Regions from separate parts of the Homo sapiens genome. Here regions 1 and 3 are each linked to region 2. A link is an interaction called in ENCODE POLR2A ChIA-PET data of the cell type or tissue named here. Cell type or tissue: MCF 10A. All regions are shown on one strand. Links, peaks and the distances in the headings refer to the core of each region. The heading gives the core; the rest is flanking DNA. Region 1 has its middle 46 kb from the start of SNRPE. Region 2 holds the start of SOX13 (SRY-box transcription factor 13). Region 3 overlaps SOX13 (SRY-box transcription factor 13).

Region 1 (6,167 bases), core at 410-5,409, 170 kb before region 2:
CTCCGCCTCAGACTCATACTCCGCTCTCTTGTTTTTATAGTCATCTGTCATCAGGAGTGGAGCCAGGCTTTGTAGGACCTGAAGCTCATGTAATTTGGGGACTCTTTTTGTTAAAAAAAAAAAAAAAGAAAGAAAAAAGTGAAAATATAAATTTATAAAATCATAAGTACAAAATTATGCACAGAAGTAACTTTTCATTTAGAGTGAAAAAAGAAATCATAACAAATTAAAAAAATTTTAAATCAAGAACACAAATTATAAAATCCAGAAAAACAACATAATATTTTTATTGATTACCTGACTCACCTCTGTGATACTTTTCTTCCTGCAACTCTGATTGCTTCATCATATGACAATATTTTGTAGTATTTTTTCCTTTCTTTCTTTTTTTTTTTTTTTTTGAGACAAGGTTTCACTCTGTCTCCCGGGCTAGAGTGCAATGGCACCATCACAGCTCATTGCAGCCTTGACCTCCCGGGCTCAAGTGATTCTCCCGCCTCAGCCTCCCAAGTAGCTGGGACTGCAGATGCACACCACCAAGCCCAGCTGATTTTTGTATTTTTTGTAGAGGTGGGATCATGCCATGTTGCCCAGACTGGTCTTGAACTACTGAGCTCAAGCAATCCACCTACGCTGGCCTCCCAAAGTGCTGGGATTACAGATGTGAGTCACCGTGCCTGGTCAAGATTTTGTAGTATTTTCTCTTACACGAATAGAAAGATAAATCAATCTTTTCTCTCTTCTTCTTTGAAATTTATTTTCATTACTGATTGTTTAGAAAAGTTTCTTTCATCTTTACAACTTCCTTTTGGTAACACCATGTAATTTCTTAAGATTGTTGTCAAATTTGGTAAAACGTCTACCAAGTTTCTTTCATATATAAACTTTAAGATTTCAAAGTGTTCGGCTGGGCACGGTGGCTCATGCCTGTAATCCCAGGACTTCGGGAGGCTGAGGCGGGTGGATCACGAGGTCAGGAGTTCAAGACCAGCCTGGCCAAGATGGTGAAACCCCATCACTACTAAAACTACAAAAATTAGCCAGGCACAGTGTCAGGTGCCTGTAATCCCAGCTACCGGGAGGCTGAGGCAGAAGAATCACTTGAACCTGGGCGGCAGAGGTTGCAGTGAGCCGAGATCGCGCCACTACACTCTAGCCTGGGTGACAGAGTGAGACTCTGTCTCAGAAAAATAAAAATAAAAAAAGATTTCAGGGTGTTCAAATTTTCTTGTGCAATGACTAATCTCAAATATACTTTGCATTAATAACTCACTAATTTGTCATAGATGTCTTATTTTAGTGAGTACTATGTTGTTATAGTTAACTAAGCGAGAGACTTAAATCTATTTCCAATATGTTTATATGATTCATTTATCTTCATTTATTGGATTTTTTTTTTTAAGAGAGAGTCTCACTGTGTTGCCCCGGCTGGAGTGCAGTACTGTGGCTCACCACAGCCTCCACCTCCCAGATAAAGGTTCTGGCAGATTCAGTTTCTGGTGAGGCGCTCTTCCTAGCTTGCAGATAGCTGTTGCCCCTGTGTACTCACATGGCTTCTCTTCTGTGTTCATGAAGAGAAAGAGATGTCTAGTTTCTTTTCCTCTTATTTATTATTATTATTTTTTGAGACAAAGTCTCGCTCTTGTCCTCCAGGCTGGAGTGCAATGGCGCGATCTCGGCTCACTGCAACCTCCGTCTCCCAGGTTCAAGCGATTCTCCTGCCTCAGCCTCCTGGGTAGCTGCGATTACAGGTGCCTGCCACCATGCCTGGCTAATTTTTGTATTTTTAGTAGAAATGGGGTTTCACCACATTGGCCAGGCTGGCCTTGAACTCCTGACCTCAGGTGATCCACCCGCCTCGGCCTCCCAAAGTGCTGGGATTACAGGCGTGAGCCACTGTGCCCGGCTGAGCAAACCACACCCGGCGTCTTTTCCTCTTATAGGGACACCAGTCCTGTTGGATTTGGGCCCCACTCTTATGATCTCATTTAACCTTAAAAGCCCTATCTCCAAATATAGTCACATTGGTTAGGGCTTCAATATATAAATTTCAGTGGTGGCTGGGGAGGGGAGTAGGGAGAGGTGGTGTGCTGGGAAACACAATTCAGTCCATAACAGTAAGCATTTTAAGCTTAGCATATTACTCACTAAACAAAATCACGGTTCTGTTCCTATAAAAGACTGTTGGTGCCTGGCCCATCCTCCTGCCTCAGCCTCCCAAAGTGCTGGGATTACTGGTGTGAGCCACCACGCCTGGCCTCCTGCTGGTTCCTGGTCATGGTGCTTTGTTTCCTGGTGGTTTTGTGATTTTTTTTTTGTTTTGCTTTGTTGCTGTACTGACTTTTTAAAAAACATTTTCTTTAGAAATTCCTTGAGGCGTGGGATAGATGAGTTCCTCCAAAGGGATATGCTTCTTTTGAGCATCTGAGGGCATCATTGTACTAGGACTATTTTAATCCTAATTCTTGGTTTATGATTTTTTTTTTCTAATATGCGTTAGGTTATACGTGTTTCTGCTGCAAACCTGCATTAGGGCTTGCTTGTGGTTACAGGTTCTTGGAGGAGATAATCTCCCTTTCCTGACTTAGCACCGAATTTTGAGATGAGCAATTATTGCTGTAGTCATCTGGTGGTGATAATTGTGGTGGAGAAATGGATGATTTCTAATGTGCCTTACACTGAGAGAGTAACTCTTTGGGACCCAGTTTTATAGGGGGAAGAGGGAATCTCCTTTTAGATTCCCTATTTTAGATGGGTTTGGGCTTTGATTTCCAACCCACCTGCTGCACAGTACTATTAAACTTGAACCTGAGTTCTTCCAGTTTTGGTAGGTATCCTCTAGATTTCACTTCATTCTTACTTTAATGTATTATATTTCATTGTTTGAAATATTTTTTTCACATTTTAACATCTTTGAAATCAGTGTGTATCTTAAATTGTCTATAATCACTGTCAGCCAGTCAGCCATTACATAAATGTCATTGTTTATGCATGTATGAATATCAAAATTGCAGCATCAAAAATTGCAGAAGGAATGTCAGTGGCTTGGAAGAAAATCTTGAGACTAATAGTGGAGCATTCTTTTAACCCCGAGGCATCGAATGTTAGTGGAGAGGGGATAGCACAGTGAGTCAGACATTTCAGCAACACTCCTAAAATATGAGTCAGAAGTAGGTTAGTGCTACATAATAGCAAAGTCAGGCTTAAGAGCCCAGCATTAATTTTTTTTCATTATGTTAAGGATTGTTTTTTGAAATAATACATTTGTAATGTTCTTGATGGCACAGACAATTGTGTGGAAGAGTCAGATTAAATGTGAGGTAGTTTTAAGCACACCTTAAGCAATTTTTTCACTTACCTTTTAATATATGCTCAAAAGTAATATATGATTAAAAATAAGCTGGATCAGCCTGATGTGGTGGCTCATGCCTGTAATCTCAGCACTTTGGGAGGTTGAGGCAGGAGGATCTCTTGAGCCCAGGAGTTCAAGACCAGCTTGGGCAACATAGCAAGACCCTGTCACTACTAAAGTAAAAAAATTGGCCAGGCACGGTGGCTCACGCCTGTAATCCCAGCACCTTGGGAGGCCGAGGCAGGCCAATCACCTGAGGTCAGGAGTTTGAGACCAGTCTGACCAACATGGAGAAACCCCGTCTCTTCTAAAAATACAAAATTAGCCGAATGTGGTGGCGTATGCCTGTAATCCCAGCTACTCAGGAGGCTGAGGCTGGAGGACTGCTTGAGCCCAGGAGGTCCAGCCTGCAGTGAGCCATGATCACACCACTGCACTCCAGCCTGGGCAACAGAGTGAGACCCTGTCACAAAAAAATAAAATTACAAAAATAAGCTGGGTGCAGTAGCATTTGTCTACAGTCTCAGCTACTCAGGAGGCAGAGGCAGGAGGATTGCTTGAGGACTTCAGAAGTCTTGGGTAACATAGGAAGATCTTATCTTTAAATAAGTAAATAAATAAAAATGAAGGAAAAAATAGATGATTAGCCTACAAGATCTTCCATAAGTGTAAAATAAGTTACAAGAAAAAAGTTATAAGAAAGCATTATGTCATAGTTTGATTACATTTGTTTTCTTTCTTAGTAGTAAAGTAATGGCATATCTTTCAACCAACGATGCCTTAGATGTATAATACATTAAGTCATCTTTACTTTCTTTTTTTTTTCCTTTTTTTTTTTTGAGACAGAGTCTTGCTCTGTTGCCCAGGCTGGAGTGCAGTGACGCCATCTCGGCTCACTGCAAGCTCCGCCTCCCGGCTTCACGCCATTCTCCTGCCTCAGCCTCCCGAGTGGCTGGGACCACAGGAGCCCACCACCACGCCTGGCTAATTTTTTGTATTCTTAGTAGAGATGGCATTTCACCGTGTTAGCCAGGATGGTCTTGATTTCCTGACCTTGTGATCCGCCTGCCTCGGCCTCCCAAATTGCTGGGATTACAGGCATGAGCCACCACGTCCAGCTGTAATCTTTACTTTCTTGTCAGCTTTTGAATGCATTTAAGACTTTTTAAAATCCAGTAATTTTAGTTGATTTTACCAGGTGGTTCAGTCCTGTAGTATCTAGTCTACTATACTAAACAGAAATATTTTTGTAGTACTTTTATAATCAGAAAACATAATATTTCCAAAAAATTGTCTGGTTTAGAAGTGGTCTTTCAGGAGAAAAGAGTAAGACCTATAGTAAGAAAAAACAAGTTTTTTTTCTTTGGGATGGGAACATTTTTAGCATGTTTGTGTATTATTTGTGTGTTAATGTTTCTAATATTTTGTGTATCTCTTCTCTGTTCTTAATTAGATTTTCTGGAGGCTCGTATATTTCTTTTTTTGGAGACAGAGTCTCACCCTATCCCCCAGGCTGGAGTGCAGTGGCGTGATCTCTGCTCACTGCAACCTCCACCTGCGGGGTTCAAGCAATTCTCCTGCCTCAGCCTCCCAAGTAGCTGGGATTATAGGTGCCTGCCACCATGCCCAGTTAATTTTTGTATTTTTAGTAGAAACAGGGTGTCACCATGTTGGTCTGGCTGGTCTCAAACTCCCGACTTCAGATGATCCACCCGCCTCGGCCTCCCAAAGTGCTGGCATTACAGGTATGCATCACCACGCCCGGCCTGTCATTGCTTTTTATATAATAATTTTTCTTACTCAAAAAGTAATATAACATTTAAAACTGTGTATTTTCTTTCAAATACTGCTTTGACTTCATCACAAAGATTTAGATAGGTTGGTATTTTCATTATTATTTTTAAATGGCTAACTAATAATACTTCCTAACATTTGTCATACACTTTTATATAGCCTACCAAGCACTCTTTTTTTGTACTTTCCTTTTCTGTCTTCTTTTTTGTCCAAGTTCTCATCTGTGGGGTACTTGTTTATTTTACAGGTTATTGACGACTATTCCTAAGAAAACATTTATGCCATTAATGTTTAATTGTGTTTGTCCATTTTTTTAGTGTCTTTTTTGTTTAAAATAGAGAAGGTGTCTTGCTTTGCTGCCCAGGCTTGTCTCAAACTCCTGGCTTTAAGCAATCCTCCTGCCTCGGCCTCCCAAAGTGCTAGGATTATAGGCATGAACCACTGCACCTGGCCTAATATTTAATTGTGGATGGAAAATATAGTCCCAAAAATGTTTTCCTTTATTGTCTTTAATGAGATTTTTCTCTATAACCAGATATGTTTAATTTCTTTTTTTTTTTTTTTTTTTTTGTTTGAGACAGAGTCTCGCTCTGTCGCCCAGGCTGGAGTGCAGTGGCACAATCTCAGCTCACTGCAAGCCTCAGCCTCCCGAGTAACTGGGACAACAGGCACCCGCCACCACACCCGGCTAATTTTTTGTATTTTTAGTAGAGACGGGGTTTCACCATGTTAGCCAGGATGGTCTCAATCTCCTGACCTCGTGATCCTCCCGCCTCAGCCTCCCAAAGTGGTGGGATTACATGCGTGAGCCACTGCGCCTGGCCCGGATATGCTCAATTTCTATACATGAATGTATATAGCCATTATTTGTAGAATATAAAATCTGAAATAATGTTCTATGCTATGAATTATACTGTTTCAGTCCTTCATGCCTTTATACATATTGTCTGCTTAGTCTGTCATGGATATTAGATAATTAAAATTTCCTACTATAATTGTATTTTATATCATTTTCTCATTA
Region 2 (6,167 bases), core at 803-5,802:
TGACTGGGTTACATCATGTAAATTTGATAGTTGTTCCTGGGAAATGGTGCAGTAGTAGAGAAAATCTAGAATCTTCAGTCAGATAGCTTCCTGTCTCACTAATTGGAGCTTCATTTTTCTTATCTCTAAAATGGGATTCCAGGTACTCAGGGACTTGCAAAGAGATGGAATTAAATTAAATTAAAAAATAAGATAAAATGGGGATAATGACACCAACATCACAGAACTGGGATAAGGTACAAATAGATACCATATAGGAAAACAGTATTGTGCCTAAGACCCAGTAGGGAGACACTTTATATCTTAATTTGGTGGCAGTGAGTGGAAGGGCTGATCTTTGCTCTTCCTCTCTTAATCTGCTGTTGCTAAGGACAGCTGCAGGGAGGTACCCACAATCAAGTTGCCCCCCTGAAGATGATCAGGGGCCAGAGAAAAACAACCAGATATATGGAAAACACAGGCATGTTGTCTGGGAGGAGGAAAGTCTTGGTGGCACTTGGGTACCCTTTTTTTTTTTTTTTTTTTTAGACAGAGTTTCCCTCTTGTTGCCCAGGCTGGAGTGCAGTGGCATGATCTCAGCTCACCACAACCTCCGCCTCCCGGGGTTCAAGCAATTCTCCTGCCTCAGCCTCCTGATTAGCTGGGATTACAGGCATGAGCCACCACGCCCGGCTAATTTTGTATTTTTAGTAGAGATGGGGTTTCTCCATGTTGGTCAGGCTGGTCCCAAACTCCCGACCTCAGGTGATCCTCCTGCCTCAGACTCCCAAAGTGCTGGGATTACAGGCGCGAGCCACCGCGCCCGGCAATTTGGGTAACCCTTTCATGATTTCTAGGATGGCTTCATCCATAGTTATCCAAACATCAAGCCTTTAATGTTGGCTTCTCCCACTCTCTTACACCCACCTGTTTTCTCCTTTCCATTCCCCCTACTCCCAGCTTAGCTCAGGCCTGCATCATTTTTACCCTGGCCACTGCCATTGTCTGGTCACTGGCCTCCTTCCTACCTCCAGCTAGATTGATGCCATCTGAGACCTTGCTTAGAATCCTTCAGTGGCTCCCCATTTCCTTCCATCAACAAGTATTGATCAATAAGTATTTATGAAGGGCCTGCTCTTTCCCAATCTCTGGCTAGGCACACTGGAGAGATACATCCCTGCCCTTGTGGAGCTTACAGTCCAGGGCGGAGACAGACAAATGAATGGTTACCATATTATTTACAAATGGGGTTTTTCCAGAGCCCACAGATGGGGCACCTGGCCCAGATATGGCCATCAAGAAAGGCTTCAGGGAAAGTTGATGTCTAGGCTGAGACCTAAAAGATGAATAAAAGGAGTTAGCCAGGCAAAGCAGTGGGCAAGGATGAGCCCTTAGAAGGCCTTCAGAGCCTTGCTGACCATCACCTTTGAACACATGCTGGCCACCCACACTGTGGGCATAGACTTATTAGTAGGTCCATGATTGTCACTCCTTTAATCTGCCCTACACCCACAGGTCCTTCCAAGACCCATTTCAGATGCCACCTCCCCCAAGAAGTTCCAGTCCCCATATCCCAGTGTCTTTGGTGGCCCTGTGCCCATTTGCCTGCCCTATCTTAGCCCTCTCCACTTCACTGCAATGGTATATTCACCCATTCCTTTACAAAATCAGAATCCAGAAAGGGCAGGACACCGTCTCATTTGTCTTCGTGTCCCCAGCACCCCGGTAAGCCAGGCATAGGTAGACTTTTTTTTTTTTTTTTTTTTGAGACAGAGTCTTACTCTGTCACCCAGGCTAGAGTGCAGTGGTGCGATCTCCACTCACTGCAACCTCTGCCTCCTGGGTTCAAGCAATTCTTCTGCCTCAGCCTCTTGAGTAGTTGGAATTACAGGCATGCACCACCACACCCGGCTAATTTTTGTATTTTTAGTAGAGAGGGGTTTTCACCATGTTGGCCAGGCTGGTCTCGAACTCCCAACCTCAGGTGATCTGCTGCCTTGGCCTCCCAAAGTGCTGGGATTACAGGCGTGAGCCACTGCGCCCGGTCATATGTAGACATTTGATAAATACGTTGAATGAAAGGAAACCAACTCTCCATTCTCCCCCACCCTCCCATATAATGGGACAGGAGAAAATAAGATTTATTTGAGAGGCTGCAAATGACAGGATTAGGGAGTGGTTGGAGATATCAGGAATCCGTCTAGCTACAGGTGAGATCAGGTTTTGTTTTTTTTGAGACGGAGTCTCGCCCTGTCGCCCAGGCAGGAGTGAGTGCAATGGCGCGATCTCGGCCCACTGCAACCTCCCACTCCCGGGTTCAAGCGATTCTCCTGCCTCAGCCTCCCGAGTAGGGGGTTACAGGCGCGCCACCACGCCCGGCTAATTTTTTGTATTTTTAGTAGAGACGGGGTTTCACCGTGTTAGCCAGGATTGTCTCCATCTCCTGACCTCGTGATCCGCCCCCGTCGGCCTCCCAAAGTGCTGGGATTACAGGCGTGAGCCACCGCGCCCGGCAGAGATCAGGTTCTTAAGGGAAGTCCGGAGAAATGGGGTTTTTAAAAAACCCGAGTCCAGGCTATCTGTTTGGAGGGGTTGGGAGGCTTGGAGCTGGACCAATAACTTCTTAGGTCTTGCTTTAAGGAGTGAAGATTCTCTGTAGCGACCCTCATACCTGGGCAGTGGGAGCGGGCAGAATCCTTCTTTCTTCTCTTCTCTACACCCCCTCACTCCACCCCCACCCTTCCCCGCCGCCCGTAAACCTTAGCTTTCCCCTTTCCAACAGAGGTTTCCAGCTGTTGATGCCTGGATGGACCCGGCTGCAGGGAGGAGGAGGAAACTCTCTGTCCCTCCCTTCTTCTGCAAGTCCCCACCCTCCCTCCCTCCTCCCCCTGCGCGCTCTCGGTCTCCCTCCCTCTTTCTCCTCTAGGCTGTCCAGTCGCCTCGCAGCAGCGAGCCGCGAGCGCCCTTCTCCAGTCCCGGCTTGGAACTGAACTGTGTGAGCACGGGTCCTGGAACCCGGGCCCAGAACCGGCGAGCCCAGGTCTGAGCCCAGAGCTCAGCGGTCAGCCTCGTAGGCCCTGACTCGGAATCGAGCCGAGGCGCTGAGGTTGGAGCCGGAGAGCGTGAGAGCCGAAGAGCAGGGAGGGCGGGCCGGCTGCGCGTCCGACGAGTCGCAGAGCAGGACCGCGGAAGGCAGGGAGACGGCCGCAAGCCCAGGGCAGAGGGCAGAGGGCAGAGAGCGGCCTGGCTCGGCGGAGAGGGCGCCGCCCGGCCGGAACCAAGCTCGCCGCCCGGGACGGCGGGCCCCGTGGGGCGCGGACCCAGGGTGGCCGTGGGTCCGCAGCGACTCCCCGGCCGACGGCGGGGGGCGTGCCCCCTCCCAGCCCAGCCTCCCCAACCCGGCCCGCCCGCCGCGTCGCGGGGGCATGTGAGCGGGAAGCCTAGGCTGCCAGCCGCGAGGACCGCACGGAGGAGGAGCAGGAGCGCGGAGCCGCGAGCCCCGAGCCCCGAGCCCGGCGCCTGGCTGAGTAGTAAGTGCACCCCTCCCCGCCATGATCGCGCCGTCGCGCCCATTTCCCCAGCTCTCTGAAGTTTGACACTTGCGCCCCTACGTTTCTGGGCACCCACCGGCTCTCTTCCCTGCGAGTTTCCACCCTGTGCAAAGTTTTTCGAGGAGAGACGGACCCTCACCTACCCCCAACAACGCTGGGCAGTGGCGGCTCCTCCCTGGCCGACTTGGGTCCTTGTGGAGAGGGATGGCAGCCTCTAAGGCAGTGCGTGGCTGTGTGTGTGTTTGTGTGTGTGTGTGTGTGTGTGTGTACGCGCGCGCGCGCGCGCGTTCACCACGCGGGTCGAGCTTAGGGTGCACCCCCAACCCGCTCCTCGCCGACCGCAGAGGACTAGGTCTTTCTCATCAGCCCGACTATGCGCCTAGTTTAAGGATTTCTCAGCGGGAAGCCGAAGCGACCTGCGCGCGTCCTGCGTGGGGCTCAGGTGCCTGCGACGAGGCGCAGAGCTCCTCCACCATGGTTGCGTGGGGTGCTGGGGGACAGACGCGCTCCCCTTGCCACGGTTTCAGGGTCGTTCCCCAGCGGACCAGACCAGCGCGGCATCCTGTTTGTTTTCTGCTCCGGCTGCTCCTGTCCCACCCCCACCCCCACCGCAGGCTGCTTCTTGCTACCCCCACCTCCCGCCCTGGGATATCGTAGGTGAGCCTTTTCATCCCGATTCCGCTGCAAACGCTGATCGCGCCTAGGGGTAGGGAGATGCGGAGCGGGTAGTCGTTCAGTTCCCAGCGGCTCGCCATTGTTTTCCCACCCCGCGCGTTCCGTACGTAAACACACACGCACACACAAGGTTGTGTGTGTGCGCCGGCTCTGGCTGCTTCCCGTCCCCAGGCGCGCAGGGATCGCCCGCGGGATTCGCTCAGCTGCCCGCATGGGTCTTCAGGCTGGAGGCGCTCCAGGACTTAACTGGAGCTGGAGAGGACAAGAGACGTGGGGGTTGCCGGACAGTACCGGGCGGGGCGGTGAGCCGGGCCTGGGCGGGAAGTGAATTTTGAACTTCAGCCCTGGACCTTTCCGGGAGGACCCCGAGCGCTGGAGCGGCGGCTCCCGCCCTGGAGGGCCCGCGGCAGCTGCAAAGACTCCGCTGGCGCTCTTGGCAGCCGCCTCGGTGACAGAGGCTTGGAGGAAGCCGAAGAGTTTTCCTGGGAAGTTTGCTTTGACTCTCTGGGAATTTCCGGGCAGGACGCCTCGGCGCTGGCGCTGGCGCTGGCGCTGGTGAAGGGGTCTGGCCAAAGACGGCCAGAGACGATGCTGCTGGCTCTTGACCACTAGGCTGTACTTGGCTCTCAGCAGTCCAAGTAGGTGGGTCTCTACCTCCCGGAGTTCATGCCTTCCAAACCAGTATCCCCCAAAGGATCACGACATGCCGGTTTCAAAGATGGGTGCATAACTCTGCTCGTTTTGGAGTCCAGGGAGGCAAGCTCGGTTCCAGCCGGGCGGCGCTCTCCGTCGAGCCAGGCCGCTCTCTGCCCTCTGCTCTCTGCCCTGGGCGTGGGGCTGTCTCCCTGCCTACCGCGGTTGTGCTTTCGGACTCGTCCGACGCGGCGCCAGCCCGCTACCTCCCGCTCTCCCTCTCCCCCGCTCCCTGGCTCCCCGGCTCCCTGACTCCGTAATCTGCGCCTCGGCGCAGTTGCGAGTCAGGGCCTGAGGCTGACCCCTGTTTCCACTGTGCTTCATTAGAAAGCGCTTCACAAGATGCTGGGATTCAGCACATTTGGATTCCAGTTCCCCATCGATGAGCAGCGTGGGTTTGGACTTCCCCGCATGCGAAATGGGCAGAGTTATGCACCCAACTTTGAAACTGGCATGTCGTGATCGTTTGGGGGATACTGGTTTGGAAGGCATGATCTCCAGGAGGGTAGGGACCCACCTACCTCTGGATCATTAAGGGCCAAATATAGCCTAGTGGTTAAGAGTCCTGGAGCTGGAGTTAGATCCCGGATGCCACTGGCGGTGTGACTCTGGGCAATTTAACTTAACCTCTGTGCCTCAGTTTCCTCAGCCATAAAATAGGGTTAATATGAACGCTTCATGGGGTTGTCTTGAGGATTAAAAGACTTAATAAAGTGAAACTGAGAACAGTGCCTGGCACATAATAAGTGCTAGGTAAATATGAGCTATTATTGCCATTATTACTTAACTGACCTTGTACAGAGCCCAGAAGAGCACTTGGTGATTGTGCTCAACTAATCAATTATAACATTGCCCACTTCTGGAGAGGAGGAGATCTTGTACTCTCTCCCACCCTTGCCTGATTCCAGCCCCTCAGATCAAACGTATCCTTCTTACTCCTTGTCTAGTGCCATCTTCTCGAGTCTTTTTTCTTTTTCTTGTTTCCTTCCTTTCTCCCTCCCTTCACAACTTTTGTGAAAGCATTTCATTCCCTCCTTTCCTCATTCTTAAAAATCAATCTTGGCTCAACTGCAGTGTTCTCTCCATGGAAATCAGGTCCCAGGAAGGAATTGTCTCCAAAAGGGTGTCCCTTGAGCGTCCTCAGCCTGGGCTGCTGGATCAGGATTGGATGTGCATTTGTGTCTCTGGGGCAGGGTGAATTTCCAGAGCAAAGAGCCTGTCAGGTGTCTGGGGCCCAGGGGAAGAGTCAGGTGGAATGGGCTGGGACTG
Region 3 (6,167 bases), core at 733-5,732, 54 kb after region 2:
TCTCGCTGGAAGTCCATGACCAACCAGGAGAAGCAGCCCTACTATGAGGAACAGGCGCGGCTGAGCCGGCAGCACCTGGAGAAGTATCCTGACTACAAGTACAAGCCGCGGCCCAAGCGCACCTGCATCGTGGAGGGCAAGCGGCTGCGCGTGGGAGAGTACAAGGCCCTGATGAGGACCCGGCGTCAGGATGCCCGCCAGAGCTACGTGATCCCGTGAGCAGGCCCCCCCGCAGGCAGCCAGGAGACTGTGTGTACATGTGTAGCTCTCATGAGTGGCTGGGTGTCAGTGTGTGGCCTGCCTTTGTGTGTGACCCCAGGGGTGCTGTGTGTATGCGTACGTGTGTGTGTTATCTGTGTATAGCTGAGCCTGCACGTGCGACCCGACTGTGTATGGCTATGTATGTGACTGTGGTGAGCACTCAGTGGCTGAGGATGTAGGAATGTGACTGGAGGACTGGCCACGTGGACCTGGAGAAAGTGCCTGTAGATCCCACGGCCGATAAACTCAATAGAAATTCAGAGGTGCTAGAAATCAAAGTATTCATCACACAGAAAGGTTCCTGACTTGACTAAAGCAAGCACCCTAGTCTATTCCTTTAAACAGGACATCTCCCAGGGCATTTAAAATATACAATTTCTGCCTGGTATAGTGACACACGCCTGTAATGCCAACACTTTGGGAGGCTGAGGCAGGAGGATCCCTTGAGCTCAGGAGTTTGAGACCAGCCTGGGCAACATAGTGAAACCTCATCTTTAAATAAAATTAGCCAGGTGTGGTGGTTCACACCTGTAGTCCCAGCTACTCAGGAGGCTGAGGCAGGCTCAGGAGGATCACTTGAGCCTGGGAGGCTGACGCTGCAGTCAGCTGTGATTGTACCACTGTTCTCCAGCATGGGTGACAGAGCATGACCCTGTCTCTAAATATAAGTAAACAAAACATAAAATATACAAGTTCTAAAAACTGGATTCACACATGATCCTCCAAGAATATTATCTGTTGAACACATCTATGGCCCTAGGTCTGCAGGTCATCTGCAGGGTCGTAGGTGCCAGTGAATTTGGCCATCAGAAAGCAGGCTGGGGGCAGGGTATATAAGTCACAGCCAAGAGTGTGTGGAGTGGGAGTGCATGCTCTGAGGAGGCCTGGAGGGGAGATGGGTTTGGGGTTGAATCAAGTGTGCATCCATCACCGTTCCCCTTCTCTGCCCCACAGCCCGCAGGCTGGCCAGGTGCAGATGAGCTCCTCAGATGTCCTGTACCCTCGGGCAGCAGGCATGCCGCTGGCACAGCCACTGGTGGAGCACTATGTCCCTCGTAGCCTGGACCCCAACATGCCTGTGATCGTCAACACCTGCAGCCTCAGAGAGGAGGGTGAGGGCACAGATGACAGGCACTCGGTGGCTGATGGCGAGATGTACCGGTACAGCGAGGACGAGGACTCGGAGGGCGAAGAGAAGAGCGATGGGGAGTTGGTGGTGCTCACAGACTGATCCCGGCTGGGTGGGCCTGGCCCCTTCTCCTCTGGGGAAGACCTTGTCCCAACTCGATGGGCACAGCCAGCCAACCTAAGACTATGTTGGTACTTGGACTTGTTCGTGCCCCAGAGATGGGCAAAGCTGTGCACTTGCAGATACATTCATGAGGGGAGAGGCGCCCTCCCTTCCTGAGGAGCTGTTGGCCTGGGTGGGCAGGAACTGCAGTATGGCCATGGGCTGAGCAGGCTGAGCACCTCAGCCTTTAGGGCTTATGGCCAGGGGACACTGTATGACTCTCCTCTCCTGCAGGTGTCTATCCACCTGGGGTATGGCATCTACCGACCTGTCTCCCTGGGGTCACATGCTTTGTTTCCATTCTTGTCCTGGCTGGACCAGCCACTGTGGGACCAACACCCCTCCCACACTCCCCCAGACTGCTCGTCTATCACCAGGATCGCTTTGTACTTTGTGCAAAAGGGTCTGGCTGTCCCTTGCTGTTTTCATCTCTGCCAAGCCTATTGTGCCTCTGGCTGCTGTATGTGTGCGCGTGCACGTGTGTGTGTTTCATCTGTTCATTCACTGCACAAGATATTTATTGAGTGCCCACTACGTGCCAGGCACTGTTGCTGAGTTCCTGTGGGTGTGTCTCTCGATGCCACTCCTGCTTCTCTGGGGGCCTCTTTCTGTGCTTCTCTTTGTCCCCAAATTGCTACCTCTTTGTCAGTCTGGGTGTCTCAGGTTCTGTGTGTCCTTGTGTGCATTTCTGTCTCTCTCTGTCCTCGTCTCTCTGCAAGGCCCTCTATTTCTCTCTTTCTTGGTGTCTGTCCTTTGCCCCCTGTGCCCTCTGGATTCTCTGGGTCTATGTAGGCCCCTGGTCTGCCCTGGGCTCATCAGCCTTCCTGACCTCCTCCTGCCCTCCCCTTCACTCCCTCCCTGGCTCTGCCAGTCGGTTCCCACGGAGCCATTTTTAGCTCTGATCAGCATGGGAATGTGCCTCGGCCTCCAAGGGGCTTTGTCCTGGTGCCCCCGCCCCTGGTCCCAACCTGATCCCACGAGGGAGTTGGGACAGGAGGATTGATGGTGCTCCCCTTCCTGCCAGCGTCAGAGGCCCTGGAGAGGGGCTGTCCATGGCAGCTGGTCTTTATTCCTCCCTCATGAGCACAGGGTCGGGGGGGTCCCCATTCTTGGAAGAGGTTGAGAAGACTCCTGGGCTTCAGCCTCTCCCACCCAGCCCTGCCCCTCACCTGCCTGCCCTCCCCTCCCCCACTCTATACTAGGGACTGGATCTCAGCCTCTGATCAGTTTCACAAAGTTTGTTCCCTAAGGAAATCAAATCCCATTGTCACCTAACTCTGAAGATCTAAATAGCCCTTGGATCAGTATGGGAACCCCAAATCCCACAGGGCCAGATGTGGAGTCTGTGTCTGCCCCCGTCTTCTCTCCATCCTCAAAGCCCCCACTTCTCTCCAGGCTGTTTCTTTTTTTATGACTGTAAACATAGATAGTGCTTTATTTTGTTAATAATAAGATAATGATGAGTAACTTAACCAGCACATTTCTCCTGTTTACACTCGGGGGATTTTTTTGTTTTCTGATGACATAATAAAGACAGATCATTTCAGAATCTGGCCCTTGTGCAGGGGAGGAGGGAGGCTGGCCTAAGTCCAGAATTCCCAAATATGCCACCAGCCTGGGCACCACTGTCCCCTGGTGGCAGCCTGCAGGAGCTTCAGGCCTGGGGCCTCAGAGGAATTGGCTTAATGCAAGGGAATCCCAGGCCAAGCTTGTGAGTGACACATGCCCTCCACAGAGCCCACGCTGAATGCCCCTACCTTGACGAGGTGAGGCCACCCGGATCCTAAGAAAGAAGGCAGTAGTAAGAGCACTGTAATAGGAGTCATGAAGCTCGGGGTCTCTCTAGAACTGGCCACATGGCTGGGGTTGGGGAGTGGGAGCCAGGTCTCTCCTTTGGGGCCTCATTGTCCTCATCTGACAACAAGATTAAACCTTATACCTGGTTCTTACCATTCAGAGAAGTAGCCCTTTGAGACTCTAATGAAAGCTGTGGATCCTTTTCTTAGAAAAGGGCCCACAAAGGTTTACCCTGAAGCCCATCTGAGGCCCCTACGATGCTAATTAATGAAGCAGGGTCTCTAATGATAATGCTTCAGGGCTCTCTATCCATGACACATGCTTTGAGTGAACACTTCAGACCTAGTTATCCCATTAGGAGAAGTAATAGGCCTGCAAGGGCCGGATGACAGACTGAAACACCTCAAAAATGCATATTAACCAGGCTCTAGAGAGACACATCTTGTAGTGAAAAATTAATCCCATCAGTATAGAGTGGGGACAGCAAAACCGAATGGCAGTAGTTCTTGTGGAAGAGTTGGACTTGGGCTGCATTAATAGAGGCTTGTGTTCACAACAGGGGAGGTGATGGTCCAGTGTACCCCACACAGACCTAGTCCCAGGGGTAGCGTGCCCTTCCTCGCCCCCTCACTAGGGAAGTCTCACAATGGAGGGGCCCTGAAGCAGGCACCCCACATGGAGGAGCACAGGAGGGATCCTGGTGCACATTGTCCTTAGAGGAATAGTCAGAAGGGTCAGGCGTGTTTCCTCTAGAAAAGAAGACAGAGTTGGACAGAAAGGACAAGATTGCTTTCTCCAAAACTGCCAGGTGGGCAAAGTGTAGTATTGCACAAAGTTCATGAGGCAGAACTTGAGCTCCTGGATGAGGTTCAAGACTGTCTTGACATAAAGAACACCTTTTCCACAAAAAAGAGTGAACTTCCCAACTCAAGTCCTCAAGCTCTTGAGTACTGGTGGAGGGATTTCTAGATTGGAGAGGGTAGTGGTGAGAGAGGGTAGGTGTGGTGGTTGATTCTAGGGCCACAAAGTTGGGAGGGTGTGGAATGGAGACTGCCCAAGAATTAAGGGCCCAGCCATTTGGTATGGGGAGCGTCCTGAACGCTGGCTGGCTGTTTTTTCCCCAGCCCGGGTTCTCAGAGCCTCCTCTCCTTCGCCCTCCCCACGCCACGTCTGGAAAAGATGCAGGCAGAGGTGGGAGGAGGAGCTGGCGGCGGCGCCTGCCCCCTGGTGGTCACGATGGAGAGCTGCCCATTGCACCTCCCACTCCCCTCAGCCCTCTGCCCTCCGGCCCTCCGCTCTCCGCCCTCCCCTCTCCGCCCGCCCCTCTCGGCCCCCGGCCTCCTCCACTCCACTGGTGGGTCCAAACCATGTCCTGCCAGTCTCAAGACTCTCCCAGCCTGGCTCATTCCCACCTGTCGGTCCTGAGTTCCTCTTCCCTCCCGCAAGTCCTCTTGTCTTGCCTGCCTTATTCCCTCTGCTGAGACACAGTTGCGGGTCCTGGAGCCCCACCCCTGTCTCATGAGAGGCAGGATGGGGCCAGGTGGTTGGAGAGGCCAGGAGCAGAGTGCTGTGGTCATTACCAGGAAAGCTGGGCTACAAGTTCGTCCCCTCCGTGCGTCTCCGGCAGAGACCGAGGGGCAGAGCCCGTTGGGAAGGTGAATGTGCCCAGGAGTCCTTTAACTAGAGCTCTTTGCTAAGAGTCCTGGAAGGGGCCCGAGGGGGTGGAACCCGGATCACACTGGGAGGCTCCCAGGCCTGGTGCTCAGCCAGGAGGACAGGAGTGCTGGTTAGCCTGGGGTGGCAGTGAAAGGAGCCAAGGTGGAACTCCCAGACTTTGAGGAACAGGGTTGTGTTCCCTGCCACCACACCGGCTCACTCCCCTGGAGGACTGGGGGAAGGAGAATGCTTTCTCAGAGGCGGCAGTGGGATGATGTCTGCTGTTAATTCCTTCCCATACAGATGGTGGTCAGGACCTTAGGGGCACAGGACAATACCCGGGGGGGGGGGGGGGGCTCTGTCCCAGCCATTCCCTACTCACCACTGCAACACTTATCTCCAGCGCAACAGCATCAAGACCCAGGAGGCTGGAAACAAAGCTGGCTTCACAGTGTTAATTCTGCCCTCAATTCCAGAGGTGGCTCAGAGAGGAAGAAGGAGCGGGGACACTGCTATTTAGTCCAGACAGGTAGTGTCTATGATGACCACCTGACCCCACAGGTGACCCCAGGGGGCCCCTACCTGCCCAGCCCTGGCACCATCCCTATGCCTGGGCACCTCTTTCGCTCGTGTCCCCCCACTGTCACCCCCCGAGGCTGCTGCCCATGGAGGGCCTGGCTATGCTGGATCACCATGACCTTGAAAGCTCCAGCTGCAGGTGCCAGCTCCAGTGGTTGCCATGGCACCAGGGTGCTTTTTGCAGGCAAAAGCCAAACAACCAGAGTCCACCTGGCAGGCTGCTGCTGCTGTTGCCTCTGCTGCCCCTAAGGGCACTGGGCACTTACTGGCAGGGGGGCAGTCCTGGAGCAGCTGCTGCCCAGTGCACAGCCTGGGAAGTATAGCCGGAGTGACTGGGCTGCCAAGAGGGGTGCCCCCTTCTCATCTTTGAGTTTCTGCTCTTCCTTCTGGCCTTCTGAAAAAGTGACGGATTGGTTCCAGAAATCACTCCTGCCTGTTCTCAGGCAGAGCAGCCCCTTCCCCACCCCACTGACAGCTGGGAGCCAGACATGACCGAGGAAGGTGTCCTGAGCACTTCTATTTAGAATGTCACTGGTTCATCTCCTGGGTCAACCAAAGTCCTTGTAATCCACAGCCTAGTTCC

What was found. Peaks named below come from ENCODE experiments on the same cell type or tissue, not always from the same donor. Only the 100,000 strongest peaks of a DNase experiment are listed, where the experiment ranks them.
Region 1: POLR2A ChIA-PET joins it to region 2 with 14 read pairs; 7 of 35 experiments call an interaction of 5 or more read pairs at or near these places.
Region 3: POLR2A ChIA-PET joins it to region 2 with 38 read pairs; 14 of 35 experiments call an interaction of 5 or more read pairs at or near these places.

Annotation. Positions count from the first base shown.
Region 1 is chr1:203,904,030-203,910,196 of GRCh38, forward strand. It overlaps the pseudogene HSPE1P6. Among named protein-coding and RNA genes, the nearest start is that of SNRPE, 46 kb to the left of the region's middle. In MCF 10A, for the core only: no CTCF peak of the experiment used is centred there; a DNase peak (open chromatin) is centred at 3,102.
Region 2 is chr1:204,070,203-204,076,369 of GRCh38, forward strand. SOX13 (SRY-box transcription factor 13) reads left to right here and starts at 2,913. Exons shown (of 14, transcript NM_005686.3): 1 at 2,913-3,509. RefSeq lists enhancers at 3,592-4,284, 4,979-5,670. In MCF 10A, for the core only: a CTCF peak has its summit at 2,962; DNase peaks (open chromatin) are centred at 2,919, 3,479, 4,339 and 4,699.
Region 3 is chr1:204,124,643-204,130,809 of GRCh38, forward strand. SOX13 (SRY-box transcription factor 13) reads left to right here. Exons shown (of 14, transcript NM_005686.3): 13 at 1-215; 14 at 1,216-3,101. The coding sequence ends at 1,492. Among named protein-coding and RNA genes, the nearest start is that of ERLNC1, 14 kb to the right of the region's middle. RefSeq lists enhancers at 885-1,386, 1,387-1,886, 5,237-5,740, 5,741-6,167. In MCF 10A, for the core only: CTCF peaks have their summits at 3,193 (motif pointing left) and 4,569 (motif pointing left); DNase peaks (open chromatin) are centred at 3,169, 4,539 and 5,079.